Linked DNA regions of Homo sapiens: region 2 is linked to region 1. Evidence: chromatin contacts called from ENCODE Hi-C or POLR2A ChIA-PET data. All regions are on one chromosome and are shown on one strand. Each heading gives the region's core, a stretch centred on a gene start or an enhancer-like site at or near the end of the contact. The rest is flanking DNA. Distances are from core to core; before and after follow the strand shown. Region 1 overlaps LINC00616 (long intergenic non-protein coding RNA 616). Region 2 holds the start of SLC7A11-AS1 (SLC7A11 antisense RNA 1).

What was found. A loop is a pair of places that touch in the nucleus more often than their neighbours do. ChIA-PET counts read pairs that join two places held with the same protein, here RNA polymerase II (POLR2A). Pooled maps may share reads with other maps.
Region 2: a map of endothelial cell of umbilical vein shows a loop between it and region 1 (2.1-fold over the local background). The contact joins the promoter of SLC7A11-AS1 here to the enhancer-like site in region 1. A Hi-C loop is called at or near these places in 5 of 168 maps with a recorded cell type or tissue (Caco-2, adrenal gland, endothelial cell of umbilical vein and 2 more) and 3 of 50 pooled maps. POLR2A ChIA-PET finds 5 or more read pairs at or near these places in 2 of 52 experiments (AG04450 and MCF 10A).

What each region holds. Positions count from the first base shown.
Region 1 is chr4:138,049,110-138,056,479 of GRCh38, reverse strand. The region is part of intron 7 of LINC00616 (long intergenic non-protein coding RNA 616); the gene reads left to right. It overlaps LOC105377447 (a long non-coding RNA gene), which reads right to left. Exons shown (of 6, transcript XR_939242.3): 6 at 5,105-5,186. Among named protein-coding and RNA genes, the nearest start is that of SLC7A11-AS1, 36 kb to the left of the region's middle. Within about 2 kb of position 2,724, at least 5 of the 41 ENCODE cell types and tissues checked have a DNase peak (open chromatin) inside an H3K27ac peak, as active enhancers do; they include endothelial cell of umbilical vein, where a contact is called at or near this core.
Region 2 is chr4:138,086,069-138,093,438 of GRCh38, reverse strand. It overlaps SLC7A11-AS1 (SLC7A11 antisense RNA 1), which reads right to left and starts at 4,425. Exons shown (of 7, transcript NR_038380.1): 1 at 4,133-4,425; 2 at 2,459-2,605. It overlaps LINC00616 (long intergenic non-protein coding RNA 616), which reads left to right. Exons shown (of 11, transcript NR_037866.1): 7 at 2,400-2,496.

The DNA of each region.
Region 1 (7,370 bases), core at 1,475-3,974:
TAAAATATATCTTAAATCAAAATAAGAATATAAATCAAGAAAGAAATATAAATTTGTATTTCATAGTTTGATATATTAAAGTACACTAGGTCTTCTTCGGAATTAATGGATAGTGTATAAGTAATAACATGACTTAAATCAAGATAAGAATCACGTGATAAGCCAGTACACTTTCTTTCTCCTGACAACGCTTTTTTCGGCACATATAGAGAAAAAATTGTAATTATACTTTAGAAAATCTCTTCTAATATTGTTTACTGGATTCCAAGTTACACATTGTAATATTTTCATGACTTGTCACAATGAACCCATTAATAGGTATGACATTTCCTGATTATGTTTGAAGTATGATAACATATTTCTCCAATGAGTTGCAAGGAATCAAGATGTGATTCATTAAGCATGCTTATGAGTTGTTCACATAATTACAAAGAGAAACCATCCACATGAAAATAAAAACACAATTTTAGGCATAGGAGAAAAGCTTAACTTCTATGACTATTAGCTCCAGTGAAAGATGGAATACACCGAGAGAGAAATATACTGGGTGGACACAGCATTATGGAAGAGAATGTGCCTCCCTAGTTTTGTGCATTTCTGTGCACTCTCGTAGCTAAGTTCCCCACACCCAGAAATAATAGATGATGGTATCAGAAAGGTCTTTAATCCAGAATTTTCCAAGTATGACTAAAAGATTTGTTGTGAAAGATTGAGATTGTGATCAGAATTGGAACTGTATATATTACTACACATTAAATTAGGCACTAATAAATATATATACACATACATAATTAGATATTTTCAAATGGAATTTCTGTTTTTCGCTTCTTTATATGTGACTCCTCCCCTTCTGGATCAGCGCAGATTGCCCTAAGTGGTGTAGCATAGCAGAGTGTAGGCTCTGGATGCAAGCTGCCTGGCTTCATTGCCTGGTTTCATCACTAACTGTGTGGTCCTGCATGAGCTAATTAATCTCTCTGTACCTCAGTATCCTCATTTGTTCAATGTTGTGAGTATAAAATGAATAATACATACAACTACTTAGCAAGATGTCTACATCAGTTGCAGATTATTTCCAAGCAGCACATTACCATATTAGGATTGTTATAGCTGAAATGCAAAGAGAACAAAAGAGTCAAAGTCAACCCCTCACCCTTTAAAATAGGCTCTTGAAGTCCATTTCTGAGATTATATTACTAAAATATGGGCTTTCAGTAGCAAACGACAAACACTTGAAAACAGTTTTCTAAATTCCAGATTTTTCCCTTTAAACATCAAGAACAAAAGTATAGAGAATTGAACATGACATTTTTACTATAAACTATAAAATAGGAAGGATAGCTTCGGGACAATTTCCTGCCAAACAGGGATTAGATAAAAGCTTTCCTCAGCTAGAGGAAAGCATTGGAACAAGAAAGAAAGAAACACTTTGAGGCTTCAGTGAGAAGCTCACTCCCACATCTTTGGTAATTTCAGGGAGAAGAGGCATGTTCTCTGTTCCCTTCCGGGAGGCAAAGCTTCATTATGCTCTCCAAATGGGATGCCCAAAATGTTTTATCCAAAGGTTTTGGATTTTTCAGGCAGAAAGAGGGCTTGAGATAGTGTCTTCCACTACATCTCAGAGTTATGAAAGACCTGGTGTAAAGAAAATCAAGAAATTGCTTCATGCCTTAATGGAACATGTGGATTTGCAAAGAAGGTTGGTAAATCATAGGAGACCTAGGTTGAGATGAGCAAATACAATGTGTAGATATCAAGGCTATGCTACGGGTTTTGGGTGCCAGCAAGGATGCTTGTAGGTGTGCAAAGGCAAGATGGGACCACTTTACGTTAGATGTAGATACAGAAAGAACCAAGGTGGCCACAAAAAGACTCATGGGAAGAGTAATAACAGTCCATTGGAACCTGAGAAGAGCCCTTGTAAAATACATTCCCGCGCGACCTCTGTTGTGATACTCTGCTAGCAATTTTTTACTCTCAAAAGCTTTCTCATGGAGGAGTAAGGCAAGAGGCAAGCATATAAGAAATATGTGTATGTATTGTTGCTACAGAGTTTGAAAAAGGACTTGTCGGAGTTTTGTATCTCTATTAACAAAATAATTACCTTGAGATCTTTTCCAATCAGATGTGGCTGAGTTACCTGGAGAAGCCTGCATTACATTTTTAAAAGAAGGCTCAGAGAATAAGTTGAATGCAGTAGGGAGAAATACGGAAAATTGCATATTTGCACATCTGACTCATAATGGATAATTTCAAACCTTCTATAAATAAAAGTTTTACAAACACTGCACAACACATACTTCTAAGCCCTCTACACTAAGACTTGTATATGTGAAGGACAGAAAAGGAAAGGGGTCCTCTTCTGGGGTGCTTCTCCTCTTTCATATGCATTGTCTCTGCTCTGTAGTTTCTTTTCTTGTTTCCACATTTTTTTTCCATAAGCTGTGTAAGGATGAAACATGACTTCACTTCAAAAACATTCTAAATTCCTAGTTATCACATTTGCAACTCAGTGCTGCCTTCCTGCCTGCATGTTTCTATTTGTGCTGTTGATCTCAATTATGTTCTCTTATCCTTGCTTTTTAGATATCCTGATGATTTCTGTGATTCTCATAGGTTCTGCAGCTCTCTTTATCACGTAGGCATCCTTAATTTAACACTTTTCGCCTCTGCTTCTGTATTTGTCCTGCTGCGCAATCAGCATTCTGGATGATGCATCAGTAGGAGGGTCATTGTAAATCACCTCTGGCAGGATGAGTCACTTTGTGCTTAGAGTTGAGCTGAAGAGTGATTTCTTATTCCAGAGCAAGGCAGCATTTCGTTTTTAACCATAAATGTTCCCTTGCCAGCAACAGCTAGAACATGTTACTTTTAAAACATTTCCCATCTATAATAATATTGTATAGGCAGCAAGAATTCTGTATGTCCCCAACTAAGGACATATTAAAGAAATAATTATTTTTTTCAATGATGATAGTTTCATGAAGATTGAAATGCCATTTTCTTGTGTACTATTGAGAGGTGACAGCATGCTGGCAGCCCTCACAGCCGTTGCTGGCTCTGGGAGCCTCCTCAGCCTTGGCGCCCACTCTGGCTGCACTTGAGGAGACCTTCAGTCCGCGGCTGCACTGTGGGAGCCCCTTTCTGGGCTGGCCAAGGCGGGAGCCGGCTCCCTCAGCTTGCGGGGAGGTGTGGAGGAAGAAGCGTGGGCGGGAACTGGGGCTGCGCTCGGCGCTTGCGGGCCAGCACGAGTTCAGGGGTGGGCGTGGGCTGGACAGGCCCCGCACTGGGAGGGGCGAGCCGACCCCGCTGGCCCGGGGCAGTGAGGGGCTTAGCACCTGGGCCAGCAGCTGCTGTGCTCGACTTCTCGCCGGGCCTTAGCTGCCTCCCTGAGGGGCACGGCTCGGGACCTGCAGCCTGCCATGCCTGAGCCTCCCCCTCGCTGTGGGCTCCTGCCAGCCCGAGCCTCCCCTAGGAGCGCCGCCCCCTGCTCCAGGGCACCCAGTGCCATCGACCACCCAAGGGCTGAGGAGTGCAGGCACATGGCAAGGGACTGGCAGGCAGCTCCACCTGCAGCCCCCTGCGGGATCCACTGGGTGAAGCCAGCTGGGCTTCTGAGTCTGGTGGGGACTTGGAGAACCTTTATGTCTAGCTAAGGGATTGTAAATACACCAATCGGCACTCTGTATCTAGCTCAAGGTTTGTAAACACACCAATTGGCACCCTGTGTCTAGCTCAGGGTTTGTGAATGCACCAATCGACACTCTCTATCTAGCTACTCTGGTGGGGACTTGGAGAACCTTTATGTCCCACACACTGTATCTAGCTAATCTAGTGGGGACTTGGAGAACTTTTGTGTCTAGTTCAGGGATTGTAAATGCACCAATCAGCACCCTGTCAAAATGGACCAATCAGTTCTCTGTAAAATGGACCAATCAGCTTTCTGTAAAATGGACCAATCAGCAGGATGTGGGTGGGGCCAGATAAGAGAATAAAAGCAGGCTGCCGGAGCCAGCAGTGACAACCTGCTTGGATCGCCTTCGACGCCGTGTGAGCTTTCTTCTTTAGCTGTTTGCAATAAATCCTGCTGCTGCTCAGGCTTTGGGTCCACACTGCTTTTATGAGCTGTGACACTGGTCACGAAAGTCTGCAGTTTCATTCCTGAAGCCAGTGAGACCACACACCCACTAGGAGGAATGAACAGCTCCAGATGTGCTGCCTTAGGAGCTGTAACACTCACCACGAAGGTCTACAGTGTCACTCGTAAGTCCGCGAGACCAGGAACCCACCAGAAGGAAGAAACTATGAACACATGTGAACATCAGAAGGAACAAACTCCGGACACGCTGCGTTTAAGGACTGTAACACTCACTGCGAGGGTCCATGGGTTCATTCTTGAAGTCAGTGAAACCAAGAACCCACCAATTCCAGACATATTATTATCCTATAACCAAACACTTATTAGTTGTGATTTTATTCCATTTTCAACAGGTTTGAGTGGACTTGAAATGTATGGACCATAGGTCACTGAAAAAGCTAATTTTCCTTCTTGAAAGATAATCAGAAGAACCAAATTGAAGTTTCACATGCCAATTTTGATTATCTTTCTATAAGTAGTTAGAATGTTATTTTTTAAGCTACAGAGCAATTAATGACTAGAACTGCAGGAACTATTTAATTGGGTATTGATTTAAAGCCAAGCTGTTGTTTGGCTGAAGCATTGCATTATAATTAACGGACCTTAACCAGACTTTAATTTTTCTACATTATATTTGATTTTCAAGCGTTGCAATAGCAACCTTCAAACAATCTACAGAGCAAGGCTTGTATTATTCCTATTAAATTTTTAAAGTTTTGACTGAATTTTTAACATACCTTAAAGACATCTGGCTTTTGATAGTAACTTCAAAGTTTGCTGCATTGTGAAAACGGTACACTCAAGATTAAATTCTCCAACTGACATATTGTCAATTAGTCAATAAATTCATTCATAATTTCATACATGATAATATTATCAGTGGCAGGGTTTACTGAGGAAGACTGTACCTTATTTCCCTGCAGTTCTGGAGCCAAATAGATTCTCATGTGTTTGGAATGATACAGCTAAACACTTACTTGAGGGGCAGAAGACGGGGCAAAATGCCTTTTCAAAGACTCATCCATAATATTCAATGACTGATTAGTCTCTGTAGAATGGAAGAAATATATGAGTTTGTAATTTTTAAAATCGCCATCTGGCCACTGTTTGATTTGGTATAATACTTTAAATTCAAGTCTTGCTATGTTTAAGATGACCACTTAAAATTTTATATTTGGAGGATTCAATTAAATGCTTATCAAGTTCACAGCATCGTTAAGATCTGTAAGGATACAAAAATGAACAAAACATGCATGTTACATGTAACAAAACGTGGATTACAGCCTACTTTGAACACAATATTGCATAAATAACTAAACCACAAGGCAATACATGCTGTATATAATGTACTAATTAAATCTTTTTACAAAACTTACTAAAATTATCAATCATCTCTTTTTTAATGTAAATTTTATTCTGTATATTTAAGGTATACAACAGGGGTCCCCAACCCCCGAGCTGTGGACAAGTAGCTACACGTGGCCTGTTAGTAACAGGGCCGCACAGCAGGAGGTGAGCAGCAAGTGAGCATTACTGCCTGAGCTCCACCTCCTGTCAGATCAGCAGCAGCATTCGATTCTCACAGGAGACAAGCCCTATTGTGAACTGCCCAACTGAGGGATCTAGGTTGTGTGTGTGCTCCTTTTGAGCAGCTAACTAATGCCTGGTGCTCTGAGGTGGAACAGTTTCATCCCAAAACTATACTCCTGCCCCCACCCCAGGTACGCGGAAAAACTGTCTTCCAGGAGACTGGTTCCTGGTGCCAAAGAGATTGAGGACTGCTGATATACAGCATTATTTTATAAGACAAATATATATGTGTGTGTGTACACACACAACTTTACATATGTGGTGACCATTATATACGTAAATATGTATGTGTAAATTTACATATATATTTAAAATGGTCACTATACTGGAACAAATTTGCATATCTATCATCTCACGTAGTTACCCACTTTCTCCTCACTGTGATAAGAACAGTCATTGAGCAAAAATCCTGAACACAATTCACTATTATTAACTGCAGTACTCATTGGATCTTTTGATTTCTTCCTGCTACATATTTGCTACTTTGCATCCTTTGACCTTCATCTCCTCATTTCCTCTTTCCTTTGACCCTGGTAACACTGTTTTATGATCTAGCTCAATACGTTTGATTTTTTTTTTTTTAGATTCCACATGTGAGATCATGTAAAATTTTTCTGTCTGTATCTGGCTTATTTTACTTAGCCTAATGTCTTCTAGGTCTATTCATGTTGTGGCAAATGACCAGTGTGTCAGTCTTTAAGGCTGAGTGTGTGTATGTGTGTGTGTGTGTGTCTGTGTTTGTGTGCGCGTGCACGCCATTCATTGTCCTTACAAGTGTTTACTTTTCTTCCCAGCTGCTATTATAGCCAAATATCCTTAATTTCAAGTCTTATCAATGTTACCTAATAGTTGCTACGAAAGATTCTATGGTGTAAAAGTTTCGGTCTCCTCCATCTTATTTTGCTATTCTAACATATGAGTCTAGCTGCTTGTTTCTGCTGTAGGGTGGTTTGGGAATTTGTTGTAATCCCCACCGCAATTTCAAGTCTGGCAACTGGTGCTCCCTTTTTAAAGTGTGGAACAGCTACTTTGTGTCAGCTCCTGGGAGAGCTCACACACTGGGGAAACAGCAGTGGAACACTTGCAGGAAGGGTTATACTGGCTGAATTTTAAAGCACTTCAATGGATTCAAGACTCCAGTACATTTTATTGATTGTGGAGCTCAGAGCGTAACTGGTTGAATCGCTCAGGAAGTAGATGTTCAGGATTAACCATGCGGTGTTTAGATATGAGTCACTGAGTGACCTTTAATTTACTCTGCATCTTCAAAATCAGGCGGTGTGAAGAAAAATAAGGCAGTAGATTGTAGATTTATTTCCATTTCAGATCAACTAAGAGTCACTTGCTGGTAAAACAGCGTAACAATTTTGCATGCTTATATATAGAACTTATATAACTATATTGATTTTGGTCACTGATCAGTACATTTTAGGTAGTGTACCTGTGTGGGAATACGTATGAACTGATTGAAAAGGGTATTTATCTCTTCAGGAATGTTTTTCGTATGTAACGAAGTCTGAATGGCATTTAACATTTGCATAATTTTCAGTTGTCTTAGAGAATTATGCTTTTCCCTCTTTGCATGCTGATGTTTGTTCACTTGCACTTTATTGGAAATATTTGATAATTCAAAACCTTTTTG
Region 2 (7,370 bases), core at 3,176-5,675, 35 kb before region 1:
CATGGTCTTTGCTTTTGTAGCACTGATAATTTAATGGTACAAACTGGACAGTCACTGCTCAAGATAATTCTATAAGCTTGTGTTACAGGGGAACCCTCTGTTGTCCTGGGGTGTGTGTGTATCTGTGTGTCTGTGTATGCAAGGAGTTTTGGAGGAGAAAATGGGAAAGGTAGGAAAAGTCTTACTTCAGCAAGTGATATTTCAGATGAGCTCTAAGGCAGAGGTAGGTGTCAAAGAGCACAGACAAAGGAGTCCGTGCAGTGATTCCATAGCAGGAGAGAAAAGTGTGCTTGAGAAGCGAATGGAAGACAGTACACCTGGAGTGAGGAATGTGAGGTTCAGAGTGACCAAGAGGAGCCTGAAAAGTAGACAGGGACCTGAACTTGCAGGATTTTCTCTGATCTGAATAGCGATGAGAAATCAAGTGTGTGGCTTTAAACAGGGATGACATAATATCATGATTAGACACGTAAAGGAATACTCTGGGTGCAGTATGGGTATGAACAGAGAGCGGCAAGGTATGTTATTGAATTGTTGCAGTGAGAGTTTGTTGTATGGATATAGAAATAGGTAGATAGAGTTATGAGACATTTAGGAATTAATATTAATAGGACTCATGATTGACTGTTGGTGATGGATTGAACACTGGGTGTGAGACAGTAGAAAATGTAAAACAGTGTTCTTATATTTCTGGTTTGCATAGCAGGATATACATAAATATGTATATATATTCATCGTGTATATACTGAATGAGAATAAGATTGGGGCCAATGATCTTAGACCTATAATATTTGAGGGGCCTGACACACATTCATATGAAGATGTTGAGTGAGAAATTAGACATGAGGATAAATAATAGGAACTGGTTTGGTGATGAAATAAATATGGAAGTCATTGGTCCATAGATGGGAAATGAGGTCCATTATGTGGAAAAATGCAGACGGAGGAGAGAAGAGCCCGAGGCTGTGCACGGACAGACATCAGCACATGGGGTAAAAGTGCCCTTTGAGAAACAAAAATAAAATCCTAAGTCCCTAAACCAACTGAATAGACCCCTTCTTGCCCAACGGGACCTCAGAGAAACCTTAAAAATGGAGTTCACAGCCATGACACGATGGGAGGTCAGATGTGCCTCGTATACCTCCTCCCTTGCTAACCGCCACTAGGTTCTCTTCCCTAGGTGTTTAACAGTAACCAGCCCTTTTGAAAGATTCCTTCTGCCACCTATAGGAACCAACTGCCTGATGCTGCCCCTCCCTTTCAGTTTTTTTTTTTAATTTATTTTTTATTTTCATTTTTTGAGATGGAGTTTCACTCTTGTTGACCAGGCTGGAGAGCAATGACACGATCTCGGCTCACTGCAACCTCCACCTCCCAGGTTCAAGTGATTCTTCTGCCTCAGCCTCCCGAGTAGCTGGTATTACAGGTGGCTGCTACCACACCTGGCTAATTTTTTATTTTTAGTAGAGACGGGGTTTTGCCATGTTGGTCAGGCTGGTCTCAAACTCCTGACCTCAGGTGATCCACCTGCCTCGGCCTCCCAAAGTGCTGGGATTACAGGCGTAAGCCACTGCACCTGGCCCTTTTCACAGTTTCGACACAGCAACTGACCAGCATTCCTTCCTGATAAGAGACCATTGACCATGAAGTGCTCCTGGGGCCCGTCTTTGTAGGCTGCCACATAGAGGTTCTTTGTGTCCTCTGGTTCACCTTTTGATGTATAAGGTCTAATTGTAACACATTTAAATGTTAAGTCTTCATCCCAGAGTGAACATGGGATGCATGTTACACATGCTGTGCCTCCCCTTTGTGAATATTTATATCTCCTTCTATGACCTGCTGAATATGTATACTTAGCCACCCTGTTAGCCATAAATCCATCTTATTTTTCCTATCCTACCCTCTACATGCCTGTTTCCAGCTTCTAGCCAGAGGCTACACTTCTCAGTCTGTCAGAATGGTCGCCGGCAGGCTCCAACCCTTCATGAGAAGAACCTTTAAGCTCTCCTTTCAGATTTATGAAGTTAATCACTCTTCAGTTGACACCCTAAAGTGCAGTCAGTAAAGTGTGATGCACTCAGCAAGGACTTACTAAAGGTTTATGGGACCAAAAACAAAACTGGTAAGAGGAAAGAGCACCCTTCAGGCTCTCTGACTTCTTGCCAGCTTAGTCTTGGGTTTGTTTTTACTCTTTAGCTCCATTGCAATGTTTGGCTGGATTTCTCTGGTTCTGATAATCTTGGGTATTAGGTATTTGATGAGGTAATTCAAATAGTGTGTAAAGTGTTTCTTATTGATAAAATGAATTTTGGATACTCTACTTCACGCTCACACTAATTTTTCTTTGTGTGCTTTTTAATACTTAGCAAACTCTATTTTATCTTAAATTCTTCATCTAGGAATCTGCCCACCACTCAAGCCTGGGAAAGCTGGCAGAGGATGCACGTGTTTTACTCACCTGAGTGTTTACAATGCTCGTGAGGTGCCTCCCTGATAGTAAGTGCTGCTCTTTCTTAACATTCTTTTTTCCTTTAAAATTTGTTTCAATCCATGAGGTAAAAAATAATGACGATATAGATAGACGAACAGTTCATGTTGTTTTTCCCTGCAGTCAAATAGACAAAAATTTCAACACAAACTTTTATTCCTGGTATTTGGCTTAAAAGTAAACGTCAGCTACGTCAAGAAGCTAATGGTGTTCTCTGCATATCTCACCAGTTACTGATTCTTCTACTTAATATAAAAATGCATTTCCAAAATCTTACCACTGGGGGGCAGCATCGTGCAAAGCTAGCCTTTAGTTTTTCCTTCCTGTGTCCAGTATAGAGTGCTCCTAATATCTATCACAGACTGGTGCTGTGCCATTAATGGAAGAAGAGCGAGCGTGCGTGCGTGCGTCCGTCCGTCCGTCTGTCTGTCTATCGGTCTATTTTCCCTTTGCCAAATTCTTTCCTCTTCCTTTTTTTCCCAGTTCTTTGTGAGTTAAAACTTCTGTTTTTGAAACTTCCAGGAGCTTAATTAATAAACATGAAAACCAAGTTGAAGCTGGCACAAAGCCCTTTTTTGCTCAACCACTTGGGCATGCTAGGGTAACTGTAGTTATTTACATTTGGCATCCAACTGACTCAAAGAGCAACACTGCTTTTTTCTTTCCCCCCTATGAGTACCGAAGCTATTAAATTAAACAGGTTAATGTGGCTACAGCATTTCGCCCCCTACTATCCCCCAGCTATAGTAAATCTGCCACCTGTTTATTTCCATAAAAATTCAATTACAGCACCACGAGTTATTCTTCTTATGTGAGCAATTAACTTTAGGCAGTTTCAGGCCACAGAGAAAGGCCAGGCTGGCCTGCTCCTTTCTTCTTCGCTCCCTTTAGCCGCAGGTCGTTCTTTCGCTAAGTGACTGTGCTCCTTCACACCAGTGAAAAAATGAAAAAGGAAAGAATAGACTAGACTGCTGGGCACTGTCACGCCAATGAAAAAGCAAAAAGCGAAAAACCGCAAACAATCTTCTGCCTCCCTATGCCCAAGCCTTAGAGGCCCGGGGAAGTTAGCAGCAAGCAGGCAGCCAGGACCACAGGGGCACACCGGTGTTGTTCAATAGCACACCAAAATGAAGAAGAAATTACTTGCAATGTGTTCATTTTCTTTCTTCTTTATATTTGTAAAAAATGTGACCAAGAAGGGAAAGGCTGGTAAAATGCCACAGCGTTCTGGCTAAAGCAACAACGCAATTGTGAAGAGAGAAAACTGCATTCATCCACATGTCCCAGCAAGAGCTATCACCAAAGGCATTGTGAAGCAGTTGAGCAGTTACATCTGCTCTCCTTTAACAGGAATGAGTCTTTAGTACCCGGTTGCAAATGTTGACTTTTACCTTTTCTTTAAATGTCTGCTACTCTTTGTCATATTTCTTCTCCTTCTCTCCAAATTCTACCAATAAAAGTAAAAATTACTGAATCGTACATCTAGTGATTTTCTGCATGACCTAATTGTCGAACAGGTATTGAGGTACTTGCTTTCCATCGATCCCTGTAATGCCATTGACACTGACTTATATTTCTAGTAAATGTATAAACATGGTTTTAAGAGTGGGTTAGACTCTGAAATAATCTTTGAGTAAATCTTACCCCAGGTTCAGGTTAAAACAAATACTTCTTCGTAAGTAGGTTGGTACCAGTTCCTATTGAGAGGTGACAGCTTGCTGGCAGCCCTCGCTGGCTCTGGGCGCCTCCTCGGCCTTGGCGCCCACTCTGGCCGCGCTTGAGGAACCCTTCAGCTCACCGCTGCACTGTGGGAGCCCCTTTCTGGGCTGGCCAAGGCCAGAGCCGGCTCCCTCAGCTTGCGGGGAGGTGAGGAGGGAGAGGAGCGGCGGCAACGGCGCGGCGGGAACCGAGGATGCGCGCGGCGCTTGCCAGACAGAATGAGTTCCGGGTGGGCGTGGGCTCCGCGCGGGCGGGAACCGGGGCTGCGCGCGTTGCTTGCCGGGCTGCGCGCGGTGCTTGCGGGGCTGCGCCCGGCGCTTGCAGGCCAGCACGAGTTCTAGGTGGGCGTGGGCTCGGCGGGCCTCGCACTCGGAGCAGCCGGCCGGCCAGCCCGCAAGCACCGGGCAGTGAGGGGCTTAGCAACTGGGCCAGCAGCTGCTGTGCTCTATTTCTCGCAGGGCCTTAGCTGCCTCCCTGCAGGGCAGGGCTCGGGACCTGCAGCCCACCATGCCTGAGTCTCCTCCCTGCTCTCCTCTCCCCGCTCCCCCGCCGTGGGTTCCTGCGCGGCCTGAGCCTCCCCAACGAGCGCCGCCCCCTGCTCCCGGCGCCCGGTCCTAACGACCACCCAAGGACTGAGGAGTGGGGGCAAACGGCGCGGGACTGGCAGGCAGCTCCACCTGCGGCCGGTGCGAGATCCACTGGGTGAAGCCAGCTGGGCTCCTGAATCTGGTGGGGACTTGGAGAACTTTTATGTCTAGCTAAGGGATTGTGAATGCACCACTCGGCACTCTGTATCTAGCTCAAGGTTTGTAAATGCACCAATCAGCACTCTGTGTCTAGCTCAGGGTTTGTAAATACACCAGTGGACACTCTGTATCTAGCTAATCTAGTGGGGACGTGGATAACCTTTGTGTCTAGCTCAGGGATTATAAATGCACCAATCAGCACCCTGTCAAAACGGACCAATCAGCTCTCTGTAAAACAGACCAATTGGCTCTCTGCAAAATGGACCAATCAGCAGGATGAATAAAAGCAGGCTGCCCCAGCCAGCAATGGCAACTGTACAGGGTCCCCTTCCACACTGTGGAAACTTTGTTCTTTCGCTCTTTGCAATAAATCTTGCTACTGCTCACTCTTTGGGTCTACACTGCCTTTATGAGCTGTAATACTCACCGTGAAGGTCTGCAGCTTCACTCCTGAAGCCAGCCAGACCACGAACCCACCGGGGAGTAACGAACAAGTCGAGAGTGTGCCTTAAGAGCTGTGACACTCACCGCAAAGGTCTGCAGCTTCACTCCTGAGCCAGCGAGCCCATGAACCCACCAGAAGGAAGAAACTCCGAACACATCCGAACATCAGAAGGAACAAACTCAGGACACACCGCCCTTAGGAACTTTTAACACTCACTGTGAGGGTCCGCAGCTTCATTCTTGAAGCCGGTGAGACCAAGAACCCACCAGTTCCGGACACACTATCGAAGTGTAGTTATTATCAATAAATTCAGAGAATAAGAAAAACATCAAAAGAGAAATAATTAGGGTATAAATAGATGATACAACCCAAGGGCACCTTGAACCCCTATCTAGGACAGGTGTATGGAGGGCTCAGATTACTCATCCAAATTGTCATGTGTCTGAGTTGATTCCTGAGCAACATTAGCTCAGGCAGTGTTGCTGGGCAGGCATGGATGTCAGATGTCGGCCATTCCTAAAATACTCCCAGGGGATTAAGTGAGTATATAAATATCTCCCTCCTGTGTTCCTGCATCTGAAGGTGCCCTACACCCGAGAGCATTAGTGTGCTGCTAGGATAAAAGAATGTAATAAAATGGACTTTGAAGGCACATGTCAAAGGAAAAAATACAGTCTAATTAAATTTAATCATCTTTTAAATGGTTACTCAAAAGAGAGACTCTGTTAGAAGTTCAAAAGGCCTATATAAATCCTCCCGAGGCAAGTCCATACCGAGAGCTCACATATGGCAGTTGGAAGAGTAAAGGAAAATTTAGAAAGTTTGTTTCATCTTGGTAGGGCTGATGGGACTTTAATGAAGACAGACCAGTATCACATGGCCCTGAGATCACATTCTCTGCTGTCAAATGGGTTCAAGTTCACAGTCTTGAAAATTGTCCTTTTCCTATATTCAAATGTTCTCATGAGCCCTTTTCTTTTCAGTTCAAAGTAGATGTTAAAATGAGTTTTAAGTGTTTATTCTTTATCCTAGATTTTGGGCAGATGCCTAATTTCCATAGCTTCCTTACCTCCTGAAGAGTTTCAGGCTTTTTGCTTCTGCCAAAATGTAGCAAACCTACAGCTTGGTACTTTGAAGTTTGAGTTAAAGCAAAACTAAATGGACCATGTTTATCTGATCAATTAAGGCATTGCCTACATCCTCAGTACTGATGTTTCTCATTTAAGCAGCGTTCTATACAATCCTCAGGAAATTAACAACAGAAATAGAGTTTGGGGAAAGGGGGGTCATTATACAAAGAAATGTAGGAAGAGTGTGGAAGAATTTGACTAGGCTCCAATACAAACTGCATAAACTGGTCTCCAGTGTAAACTGAAGAATGTCTTTGTAGAAGTGGGACTGTAGAAAAATATTTTTTAAAGTTCCAAAAATAGAAGTTTGATTTAAAACGCCTATTAGGTAAAGTGATCTACTAGATTTAATAGTCTTTAACATGATTGATGTTTTTAATTAAAAATACCTCATCTTTCTCTCAGGGATTAGCATGTGTACAATTCAGTTTAACTACAGTTCAACAGGGAGAATTCTATAAACAGTACCATGCTAAGCAGAGTATTCAATTTAAAAAAATAAAATGAGCATAAATTAAAATTCTTCTAGGAGTTTACAATTTCTTTTTCTTGAGACCAAACCGAACAACACCAATTGATTAGTATGAGAGTGAATGATAGGTAATTGAACCCTCTGGCTGTTCCCAGTCAACGTTCTGTTCTACTATTCCCAATAATAGCTGGAGATACACTTGTTTGGCTTCCATTCCAGCTAGCTCAGGACCTGTGTACACAGCCCTTTCTATAGAAAGACAGGAAATCCTCTTTTCTCAGAATTCCTACTAGATTCCTTAGTCCTTGTTTTGAGCGAATCACATCGTCCAACTGGCACCAACAGATTAACTTGAAACTTTGTAAAGAAA